Linked DNA regions of Homo sapiens: regions 2 and 3 are each linked to region 1. A link is a contact called in ENCODE Hi-C or POLR2A ChIA-PET data. All regions are on one chromosome and are shown on one strand. The core of a region is the stretch at or near the end of the contact, and the rest is flanking DNA. Distances in the headings are between cores, read along the strand shown.

The links. A loop is a pair of places that touch in the nucleus more often than their neighbours do. ChIA-PET counts read pairs that join two places held with the same protein, here RNA polymerase II (POLR2A). Pooled maps may share reads with other maps.
Region 2: a map of heart left ventricle shows a loop between it and region 1 (7-fold over the local background). The contact joins the promoter of PPARA here to the enhancer-like site in region 1. A Hi-C loop is called at or near these places in 13 of 168 maps with a recorded cell type or tissue (HepG2, Right ventricle myocardium inferior, Right ventricle myocardium superior and 5 more) and 6 of 50 pooled maps. POLR2A ChIA-PET finds 5 or more read pairs at or near these places in 5 of 52 experiments (Caco-2, WTC11, activated CD4-positive, alpha-beta T cell and 2 more).
Region 3: a loop to region 1 is called in a map of Calu3, with 2.3 times the contacts of the local background. The contact joins the promoter of CDPF1 here to the enhancer-like site in region 1. A Hi-C loop is called at or near these places in 5 of 168 maps with a recorded cell type or tissue (Calu3, Right ventricle myocardium inferior, endothelial cell of hepatic sinusoid and 2 more) and 3 of 50 pooled maps. POLR2A ChIA-PET finds 5 or more read pairs at or near these places in 5 of 52 experiments (HCT116, HEK293T, K562 and 2 more).

The regions. Positions count from the first base shown.
Region 1 is chr22:46,192,341-46,196,051 of GRCh38, reverse strand. The region is part of intron 3 of PPARA (peroxisome proliferator activated receptor alpha); the gene reads right to left. Among named protein-coding and RNA genes, the nearest start is that of PPARA, 44 kb to the right of the region's middle. RefSeq lists an enhancer at 1-166. Within about 2 kb of position 2,016, at least 3 of the 41 ENCODE cell types and tissues checked have a DNase peak (open chromatin) inside an H3K27ac peak, as active enhancers do.
Region 2 is chr22:46,148,508-46,152,338 of GRCh38, reverse strand. It overlaps PPARA (peroxisome proliferator activated receptor alpha), which reads right to left and starts at 1,813. Exons shown (of 9, transcript NM_005036.6): 1 at 1,687-1,813; 2 at 369-451. RefSeq lists an enhancer at 1,073-1,262 and silencers at 1,473-1,592, 1,743-2,352.
Region 3 is chr22:46,248,845-46,252,955 of GRCh38, reverse strand. CDPF1 (cysteine rich DPF motif domain containing 1) reads left to right here and starts at 2,663. Exons shown (of 4, transcript NM_207327.5): 1 at 2,663-2,700. RefSeq lists silencers at 2,475-2,804, 2,915-3,084 and an enhancer at 2,373-2,880.

The DNA.
Region 1 (3,711 bases), core at 767-3,266:
GGAAACGCAGCAGCGCTGAGAATTGCTTTCAGGATTCCACGTCTGCACCTTTGCCCAGGTGCCACCTGCCTGAACCGCCCTGCCCACCGCTGCCTTCTAGAGGCTCTGCCTCGGGTCCACCTCCCTGAACCCAGCTGAGTCATCAATCACCCAACGAGGCTGACTAGGTGACCTTTAGCTTCCAGAACTGTCTTCCTTTCTGAAAATGGTCACATGGTGCCCACGGCGCACACCACGGAGAGGCTCGGGGGTATGTGCTGCTACCAGCCACTGTCAGGGCAGCCGTCATCACATGGTGATTACGGAACGCCAGACTCTCCAGATAGAGTAAAGAATACCGTCCCAAAGCAAATATTCACCCATTAAATGCATTTGCGTAAAAATATGTTCACATTTGAGGTTTGCTTCATGTAAACAACAGCTTTTAGTGCGGTGAGGAAGGGATGTTTTGGCTTCTTCTACCAATGAAAAATAGATACATTTCATCCATTTTTGTGAAATTCACATATTATGTTTGGAATTCTGGCAATAAATCATCAAAGTTCACAGGGAAATCATCAAATAGCACACAGGGAAAAATAAGAGAACTGTTAACCTTTCATAGGGTTTAGAAGACTTTCTTTCTCTGTAACCTACTAGCATAAGTCAGGCTGGGACTCTGTACAGATTTTCTGTAGTATTTTATTCTGCATTCTGTCTGAAGGGAGATTTTTTTTCAAATGACAAGAAACATAATGGGGTAAGCATTACTTAAAATATTTTTCACTATGAACAAAAAGTTCAAAAGTTGCAGTCACTAACTAACTGTATTAACCATGAGGTTCATCCCAATAGAAAGCAAGTAGCTGGGGCCGGGCATGGTGGCTCACACCTGTAATCCCAGCACTTTGGGAGGCTGAGGCGGGCAGATCACTTAAGGTCAGGAGTTCGAAACCAGCCTGGCCAACAGGGTGAAACCCCGTCTCTACTAAAAATACAAAAATTAGCCGGGCGTGGTGGTAGGCGCCTGTAATCCCAGCTACTCAGGAGACTGAGGCAAGAGAATCGCTTGAACCCAGGAGGTGGAGGTTGCAGTGAGCTGAGATCATGCAATTGCACTCCAGCCTGGGGGACAAGAGCAAGACTTTGTCTCAAAAAAAGAAAAAAAAAAAAAAAAAAGAAAGAAAACAGGTAGCTGGGGCCAGGCGTGGTGGCTCGCACCTGTAATCCCAGCACTTTGGGAGGCTGAGGTGGGCTGATCACTTAAGGTCAGGAGTTCAAAACCAGCCTGGCCAACATGGTGAAACCCCGTCTCTACTAAAAATACAAACAAATTAGCTGGGCTTGGTGGCAGGTGCCTGTAATCCCAGCTACTCGGGAGGCTGAGGCAGGAGAATCGCTTGAACCTGGGAGGTAGAAGTTGCAATGAGCTGAGATTGCACCACTGCCCTCCAGTCTGGGTGACAAAGCGAGACTCTGTCACAAAAAAAAAAAAAAAAAAAAAGGAAAAAGCAAGTAGATGGGCAGAGACTGTGTGATGGATGGGCTGTGGCCACCTCCCTTTTTCGCCCATCGTGTTCTCAGCACTGGGGTGGAAAATGCATGTGGCCTATGCCTTTTATCCCTGCTAATATTCTCTCTTCTGGCCAGGAGCATCGACCAATAAAACAATGTTAGTTTGCTTGTCGTTATATTCAGGGAGTTTCAAAGTTTTACAATTTCATCATTTTTAGTTGCTTTTAAACAATACCAGGATTAATTTACAGAAACATTGGTCTTGCTATGAATGAAGAGCTAACCAAGATACAATCTCTATATAGAGTGAGGCAATACTGTCTTGAACTCTGGCCAGAGGGACTGGCTGTATACGGATCATTGAACAAATTGGCCCTTCCTTGCTCCCAACAAGAGCAGATAAGGAACAGTTGCCTTTGGATGCATCCCCCAGATAGACAGCAGAGGCCAAACGGGCACCTGCCCCACCCTGCACGCCCTCCCAGCATGCTCTGGTGCTGGGGCTCCCCCCACATCACTGGCGCTTCTGATCAGGAGCAGAATATCCCGGGGAAGTCCCCACCCCTTCCTATTACCCACATGACATGCCGCTGTCCAGCTAATCGAGAAGAGTGAACCAGGCTGGCCAGTTCCCGTGTCCTATGCCCCAAATGCTCTGGGGGGGATCAAGGCATAACCAACCATCCCTTTTCTCAACAACTGCAACCTCTGGTCCAGGAGGCAAGACAATGCAAACAGCACTGAATTAGATCTTCAGTTTCATAGCACAGACAGAGTCTCACAAAAGCTGAGAGGTGAGGGACAGGTGGATAGGGTGTTGGGAAAAGGTAGGGCTTCTGTTCCAGTCCCAGCAATGATGGGAGGTTCTGCATGATCCTCTCATTCCTTCCTTACCTGAGACCTTTTACATTTCTAAATTCATAATTTTCTTTCCCTTACAATTTATTTTTTTATTTTAAAAATTATTTAAAATATTTGTGGTATATACTCAGTGTATATATTTATGGGGTACATGAGATGCTTTGACATAGGCATGTAATGTGAACTAAACACGTCATGGGGAATGGGGTAGCTGTGCCCTCAAGCATTGATCCTTTCAGTTACAACAATCCAATTATACTCTTTAAGTTATTTAAAAATATACCATTAAGTTATTATTGACTATAGTCGCCCTATTATGCTATCAAACAGTGGCCAGGTGCGGTGGCTCACGCCTGTAATCTGAGCATTTGGGAGGCCAAGGCGAGTGGATCACTTGAGGTCAGGAGTTTGAGACCAGCCTGTTCAACCTGGTGAAACCCGGTCCCTACTAAAAATACAAACATTAGCCAGGTGTGGTGGCGCGTGCCCATAATCCCAGCTATTTGGGAGGCTGAGGCAGGAGGATCGCTTGAACCCAGGAGGTGGAGGTTGCAGTGAGCCGAGATCATGCCACTGCACTCCAGCCTGGGTGACAGAGTGAGACTCTGTCTCAAAACAACAACAACAACAAAACAACAAAAAACCTAGTGGGTCTTATTCATTCTTTCTAGTTTTTTGTACCTGTTAACCATCTTCACTGCCCCCAACCCCTCACCACCCTTCCCAGCCTCTGGTAACCATCCTTCTAATCTCTCTGAGTTCAAGTGATTTGATTTTTAGAGCCCACAAATAAGTGAGAACATGTGAAGTTTGTCTTTCTGTGCCTGGATTATTTCACTTAACATAATGATCTCCAGTTCCACCCATGTTGTTGTAAATGACAGGATCTCATTCTTTTTTATGGCTGAATAGTACTCCATTGTGTATATATATCACATTTCCTTTATCTATTTGTCTGGTGATGGACACTTAGGTTGCTTCCAAATCTTAGCTATTGTAAACAGTGTTGCAACAAACAAGAGTGCAGGTATCTTTTTGACATTTCCCTTCCAATTTAAATGTTAGAGCTGCATCTTGTATATCATAAGCTCAAACTACTGAGATTCAGTTTTTAGGTCTTACTAACTAAACATTTATCAATCAAAATATTCCTTTGAGAACGATGAAACAGAGTATATGAAAATTGTAGAACACTTAAAAACAGACAAATACAAGAGGAAGTAGACATCAAATTATATCACTGTTTTATGTTACCCGAGCACAGGGCAGGTGCAAACACTGGAAGGATTCCAACGGTAATTCATAACTAACACGAGGGTATTTTCTGCATCACCTGCTCTTAGATGCGTGACTGTT
Region 2 (3,831 bases), core at 564-3,063, 44 kb after region 1:
GGTGAAACCCCGCCTCTACTAAAACTACAAAAATTAGCTGGGCATGGTGGCAGGCGCCTGTAATCCCAGCTACTCGGGAGGCTGAGGCAAGAGAATCGCTTGAACCCCAGTGGCAGAGGTTGCTGTGATCTGAGATTAGGCCACTGCACTCCAGCCTGGGCGGCAGAGCGAGACTCCGTCTCAAAAAAAAAAAAAAAAAAAAAAAATGAATCCATGCACATGTATTTTACTTTCAGTCTGAAAACGTATCTAACCTTGCATCACAAAGTAATAACCCCCAGATTGCTGGTCTGTAGTGCAACAGAAGTAAACACTGAAAACACTTAAATATTTCCATCTGGAAACAGTAAATTAAACCTTCTATTTACCTGTGGTGACAGCTTCTCAGTTCTGAGCTTGTCTTGCCACAAACTGTTGAGTCCACAGAGCAGACAGGGCCCTGAGCTTCAGCCTGGCAGTAAGAAGGTGAAGGAGGAAGTGATTACGGTTGTTCTCTGGATGCCCCCCAACTCTTCACCTTGGAAGAGGAAAGTCATGCTGACCCTGCCCCGCAACGACACGGGTGTCGCAGGGTCCTTCCCAGGAAAATCCCGTGTCCTTGCCCTGACCCAGTTCCCCAAGGCACCCTTATCCCAAGGAGGCTGGGAGAGGAGGGGCCTCCCTGGTTTCCTGGCAGGGGTCGGCTGAGGCTGACGTGGGCGTGCAGCCCCGGAGGTCCCACGAAGCCCAGGCCATTGGACAACTGTGGGTTTTTCTTGGAAAGAATCCTGACACTTGGAGCACACTTCCTCTCTTTTAACTTTTAAAAAAGACTTCAGAAAAGCACAGGCGTGCAGTTGTGCCCGGTTGGGGTGCGTGAGGGGGCAGGGCCGACCCTCCTGACTTCCACTGGCACCACCCCGCGCCCCTCCAGCTTCACCCGCACCACGCGGGCCGCGCAGCCCGGGACTCCGGAAAGACCTGGGCGCCCGACCCTCAGCGGCCCCGACCGGGAGCGACGTGGCGCGGCTTCCGCAGAGAAGCCACCCGGCCCAGCGCAGCCTGTCCGGGGTCGCCCCGCCGCGTTGGGGCACAAAGTGGGAACCGTTCCTCAAAGGTGGTCGCAGCTGGAGGAACAAACACGCGCGTCTCCGTCCGACGGCAGAAGCCGGGCGCACCCACCCAGGGTCGGTCTGTCCGGGGCCCGGGTTTCCTCGCCTCGGAGATCCCTGGAGGTCTCGGAAAGCACCTTCTGAGTCGGCGACGCCCCAGCTCCGCTGCGCCGAGGAAAGGGCAAGTCCCGATGTCCCCGCCCGTGGGCCCTCCCTCCGAGGGGACAACCCGAAGACCCAGAGTCGCTGCGGTCCCCAGACCCGACCTCCGCGCAGCGCCAAACCCCAGGGACAGCCGCGGACTCGGGTTCCGGGCAGGCCCCCAGCGCTAGGAGGGAGGCCGAGCTGGGCCCCGAGATCCCTCGCAAGAGTCCTCGGTGTGTGTCCTCGCTCCTCGCCCTCAGGTCCCCAGCCGCGCACCCCGGGCCCCCGGGTCCCCGGGACCCGGAGACCCCGAGACCCCGGGCCCCGCGCATGCGCCGCCCAGCCCCTGCCCCTCCCCCGTCCGCCGCCCTCCGGGTCCCGGGACCTGGGAAGCCCGGACCGCGGACCCCCGCGCGCGTTCCCGCCCGCCCGCCCGCCCGCCCCCGGGCACCTGGGCCGCGGTCCGCCGCCTGCCGGTCCGTGGGGCGAACGCCGAAGGAGGCGGCGCCGGGCAGGGCGCTAGCGGCCGCCTCCGCCCCCGCCGCCCGCTGCCCCCGCCGCGGGGCCGCCGCGTCCACGGCCCATGCCCGGCGCCGCCTCCGCGCGTCCGTGCCAGCCGCGCCCCCGCGACACGCACCGCCCCTCGGCCCGCCCCCTGCCCCGGTCCGCGCGAGCCAGTGTCCCGAGGCCCGACCCGGAAGCCCCGCCCGCCCCGCGCGCCCTCCGGGCCCCGGGCCTCGGCCCCGGGACACACCCCCCGGAGGGCGGCGCCCGATTGGCTGCTCGCGGTGGGCGGGGCCCCGGGAGCGCTCAGCGGCTCCCACCTAGCGCCCCGCGGCCGCTGCAGCCAAGGGAAACTGAGGCCGGAGAGGTGGAGGGACCGTCCAAGGTCACCGATGGGACACCGCTGAGCGTCAGCGCCCCTCCAGCCCGGCGCACCGGGGCGGGGCTGAATTCGAGGCGGGGACGCGCGGCCGCGGGGCGGGTGGAGGTTCCCGCCGGGCGCCCGTGCCACGCTGGCGAGCCCCTCCTGCCTCCTCGATGAGCCCGGCTCTGCTACTCTGTGCGATGAGCCGGTCTAGACCCGGGACCCGGGACCGGGTGCCCTTGAGGCTCAGAAGTGCGTAGGGTGGGAGGCGGCCCGGGAGGGACCTTGTCCCTGGAACCCCAGGATGCAAAATAAGGAGAAGGGGAAGGCGAGCTGGGAGGACAAGGAAACAGGTGGCGGGAGGTGCCAGGGCGGTGTGGTGGGCGGGGGAACGAGGAGGGTGAAGGGCAACGCGGACGGGCTCGGGGAGGCGCCGCCAGCTCCGACCCCACAACCCCACCCCTCTCCAGCGGCCCAAGAGCCATGCCCGCCCCTACTTCATGCGCTGGGGGGTGAGGGGCTGACTTTGTGCCTACGCAAGGCGCTGGGACTCTGCCAGAGCAAGGAGAGGTCGCGGCCCGGTGGCCAATGGCGAGGAGTAGGAGAGCGCCCTGCAAAGCCGCTTTGTTCGGGCCGTGACGCTCGAGCTGCCGGAGCGGAATGCACAAAGCCCCTGGGTGCCGGCACATCAGGGCTCCCCTCCTCGGGAACGCAATGTGTGCTATGCCCGCTCCACTGCCTGCCCTCCGCTGCCAGCTGTGCCTGCCACTGTGCTATTTGTGGCAGCGGGCGCCCAGGAGGACCCACTCCGGAAAGCAAACCCAGATCTCATTAGGCAGGGGAACTGGAGATCAGGCGGGAACTGGCCCTTTCACAAACTTCTCTTAAACTCACCCTTGTTGATTAGCCAGGCACCTATGGTGAACTTTGCCCCACCCTCCAGACACCCACATATCCTTCCCACTGGCACACGGCAACCTCACCTTCTCTTGCACATGTTAGCCAGCAATAGCTATCATTTATGTTGTTTCAGAGTTTATAGGGTGACCTGTACACGTAATATCCTGCATATCTCGTGGGGTGTGCAGGCAGCCACATCCAAGCTTGTCATCCTGTTGTGTTTGGTGAGGGAAGCTGACCCTGGGCTGCCCACGCAGAGCTCAGGGGCTACATCCTCATGAGGACCTCCGGGCTCAAAGACATTACCTGGCATACCCATATCCCAGACTCTCAAGGACCAGGGTCCACACAGGTGTGTGACCCAGATGCACCACCCAGGTCAACCAGGTGTTGAAAGACCTAGTGAACATTCTCATGAACAAGGACAAAGGCTATGTGGGGGTGTGCAGAGTGGTCACGTACACTCAGCAGACATAGGAAAGTGATATTCTTGGGTTTTTTGGGGCTCCCAAGGTTTTAGGGAGAGAAAACTTGTTTTTCATCCATGTGTCCCAGAAATAAGCATTTTCAATCAAATGCTGTCAGCCAGTCTCCCGCAGGCGTCCTGAGGGTAGAAGCAAGTTCAGGACTCTTCTCTTGGGAGTATCCTGGCCAGAAACAGCCCCATATCCATGCTTCCCGGGGGTGGTAGGTTTCTTCTGGGAAACCACGCTCAGATGAGAGAGATGAAGCAATTTTCTGTTGGCCACGAAGACCTTGTCACACACCCAGCATGGGAGCAACTGTCACAAAGGGCACACCCTCACCCCCATTCCCAGCTCCAGGAAG
Region 3 (4,111 bases), core at 1,414-3,913, 56 kb before region 1:
CTAGATTTTCATCTGCATTCAATTCCTTCTGATTTTCAGATTTTCTTTCACAGTCTTCACCTAAATACACAATGTACAATATCTGATATTGTGATAATCTTTTAAGATTACATCCATACAACATTTTATAAGTATTGCCACAACATATATGCATTTTTCCCAGCAAGCCCACCCCTAGCATCTGTGGGGCCTAGGGCAGGACTACAAATCTCTGTATGTCTAAATATTTAAAAGCTTACGAACTGTTACATAAAATATTTATATCCACTTACCTGGACAAATACACCTTCATAAAACAGAATTCAAAATTATGTGTAAAACTATGGTTTTAATATAGCTGAAAATTGGCAAAATATTAAAGATAGCTAATTTTTATTGTGTATCTCTAGGTATTATGTTGATGGGCCACTAATGCTTGGATGGGTAATAAAGACATACATAATCACATAATCCATAAATTATGTTATTTCTTCTATAAATGTTTCTCTTGTCTTCATTTCAGAAGAATGACTAATGAAGATTTTCACGCAATTGCATTCTTTTGACAGTAGTGCCAAATTAGACAAACTTTCCTGAGTCAGTATACTTTCAGATAGTTTTTAGTTATTTCAATTGGGAGAAACTTGACTCTGCTGAGTGGTAACGAATTATGAATAAATTCTTAAAGCGTTATATGTAGAACTGAATCATGACTGTTGATATCATGTTTAAACAGTGTAGAAAGGGTGCATATGAAAAATTATGATTGCAGAAAATATTACACAATATTTTCATTATATAAAATAATGTTATTATTTCACCATTATCATCGTTTCTTACATTTAGATCCATACAGGATTTCTTACGTTTTTCTTTTACGTTGTTGGGGTATTACCAAGAAAACTGAAAACTGCGGTAGATTACTCACTTTGTTTGAATCTCTCTCTTCAGTACAATCTACACCTTGATCTACCATCGCCGGAAAATTGTCTCTATAGAAGTTAGTTTCAGAATCATTCATCCATAAATCTTTTTCTTCAGACTCCAGCAAATGCTTCTAGTTCCGATTTTCTTACATTGTACTTTAATGTCATTTTAGTGCTTATTTCATATGCAGTTGCTTTTTGGAAACCATTTTCTCCTAAAACTTTATGCAATATTTTAAATCCTTTTGGATTCTTTAAAACGTTTTCTAATTGTAATAACTGGACAGCTCAAATACAAAATTAACTCTATTTTCTGCCAAAGACCACGATTTGCTCTTTGAATGCTGCCTATTATTTCACTTAACTCTTTTAACGCATCTCATGTGTTAACCTGTCTACAATAAGTCAAATTGCTTTAACAGCACTCATGGGGTTACCATCATTGTATCTGAGGGTAGCCACAGGTCAAATTCAAAATGCTTCAAGATGTTCCATCTTTAGACACCGCCAGAAACAAACAAACAACCCAGTATGTCATCTTTGAAATGATCCAACGAATCGAATGCCGTTGCTCTAAGTACAGTGGAGGTCATCGAAATCCAGCTGCTTGCTAATCGCTTGCTAATTTCTGGGGCCCCTCTTGCCCAGGTCTAAGAGTGGTTCTGGTTTCCATTAGTGCTAAAATGCCTTCTATATCCTTACTTCTCAATTCGCCAAAGGAGCAAGTCCCAGACCCCAGCCTGCTGCAACTGGGCAACATTCCTACAGATGTGGCTTGACAAACCAAGAATAAATTCTGGTCTCTCAGGAACAGAGACGAAGCACCCCTCGGCCTAGGGAAAGGTCACAGAGGGCCCCGTAACGCAACAGCATGTGAAAGGCTGCCGGCTGGTGGCACAGGCAGACCTTCTCCCGCGTGGAGCAAAACCCTCAAATCTTTGGGGGAAGGAGGGTGGCCATCCTGTCGTCCCCAAAGCACAGGTGAAGGCCCGCGGCGGCTGGGGCGAGGGACTCGAGCTGGGAGGATCGGGGCCCACAGGCAAAGCCAGGCCGGCTTCAGAGTCCGGGCCCCTGACCCCAAGGAAAGGTGCCTCTCACACACCGGAGGCTCCAGGAGTGGGGCGGGCATTTCGGGTCCAGGGCACGGCGTGTCAGAGGCCACGGGCGGGAACAGAAGGAAGCAGGTGTGGCTGGTGCCTGGGGGCGAGGGGCAGCGGAGAGGCCCGGGAGGCTAAAGGAGAACGCGGCGCAGACCCGAGGGGCGCCGCAGGCGACGTGGGCTTTGGAGGAGCAGGGACAGGTCCTGAGACCCCGTTGGGCCGACACACCCCCTCCTGCATGCGGGGGCAGACGTCCCGGTGGGGTAGACTGGCAGCCTAGTCCGCGGCGCGGGAGGGCAGGTGGGAGACTGGAGGCGCCCTCGCGCCCCTCAGCTATCCGGGAGCCTCGCGCCGGCGACCTCGACCCTGTCGAACCCGGCGGAACACTCAGAAAGAAGCTGAGCGCCTCGCAGCGGCCAGGACAGCGGGCCAGGCCCGCGCGCTCCCGCAGCGCACGGCCAGACGCGACGCCCCTCAGCACGGAACCCAGCCTCGCGGACTACCCCGAAGCTCAGAGCCACATCCCGCGCAGAGGACCGCGGCGACCGGAAAAGCAAGGCAGAGGCGGAAAACCACCGCGAGGTCCCGCCTCCCGCTCCGCGCCTGCGTCTGCGGCTGCACCGGGGTTGGCCGGGCCGCGGTGGGGCGGGGCCGCTCAGGCGCCTTGGACGCGGAGCCGTGGGACGAGGGCGGCGGTGAGTTCGAGGTGGCAGAGTGACTGGGGCGAGCGTGCTGTGGCCCTTCCCTGCGCTGCCTCAGGGTGCCTCCCGCTCGCCGGGACTGAGTTCCGCGCCGGCGTGGCCTGCTGGGTTCCAAGCGCCAGGAGTCGGCGCAGCCGCTCTCAGCTTTGGGGACGGGACCGAGAAGCGGGGTGTGGGCCTCACGGGACTGTCCCCCCTGACCTCGGGCAGCGCTGGGGCGAGAGAGGGCAGGCGGAGGCTCGCGGGGACCACCAGCATCCCCGGACCCTCTCAGCCGTCCCTGTTCACAGGCACCGCCCCCAGGAGCCTCGGCAGGGGCCTAGGACGCCCCGGCGTGCAGAAGAGAAGCGGGATCAGGTTCACGCACACCCGCGATCGATCGTAACTTTTGTTTTGAGACAGAGTCTCGCTCTGTCGCCCAGGCTGGAATGCAGTGGCGCGATCTCGGCTCACCGCAACCTCCGCCCCCCCAGCCCCCGCTCCCCAACCCCCCGCTCAAGCGATTCTCCTACCTCAGTCTCCTGAGTAGATGAGATTAGAGGCGCCCGCCCCCACGCCCGGCTAATATTTTATTTTATTTAATTTTAATTTTTATTTTTTTGAGAAGGAGTCTCGCCCTGTCGCCCAGGCTGGAGTACAGTGGCACAATCTCGGCTCACTGCAATCTCCGCCTCCTAGGTTCAAGTGATTCCCCTGCCTCAGCTTCCTAAGTAGCTGGGATTACAGGCACCCGCCACTATGCTCGGCTAATTTTTGTACTTTTAGTAGAGATGGGGTTTCGCCATGTTGGCTAGGTTGGTCTTGAACTCCTGACCTCAGGTAATCCGCCCGCCTCTGGCTACCAGAGTGCTGGGATTACAGGTATGAGCAACCACACCGGGCCAGACTTAACTTTTAAAGTCACTGGTAACCCATGCTTCCTGGAGTTGCATCTGGGGACACCCAGTGGGGAAAGCCATCGCATTTGATACGCCTTTATACACCACGCTCAGTTCAGGCGAGGGGAGGTCACAGCCAAGAGCTAGGGGCCAGCTGATAATGTCGTACTTGATTCCATAGTCAAAGAAGGAGCTGGGTAATCAGCAAAATTGTAACTTTTGATGAACCCATCAGATGGCAGCCATTTAGCCAGAAATCTAAGGAAAGAGAGGCCTCCAAGACCCAACCATGAACATGAGAAGGGGGTTCCATACAAGCAGATAAGAAAACAGTTTTTTTGTTTGTTTGTTTTTTGAGATGGAGTCTCGCTGTCTCCCAGGCTGGAGTGCAGTGACGCGATCTCGGCTCACTGCAAGCTCCGTCTCCTGGGTTCACGCCATTCTCCTGCCTCAGACTCCCATGTAGCTGAGACTATAGGCGCCCGCCACCACGCCTGGCTAATTTTTTGTATTTTTAGTAGAGGCGG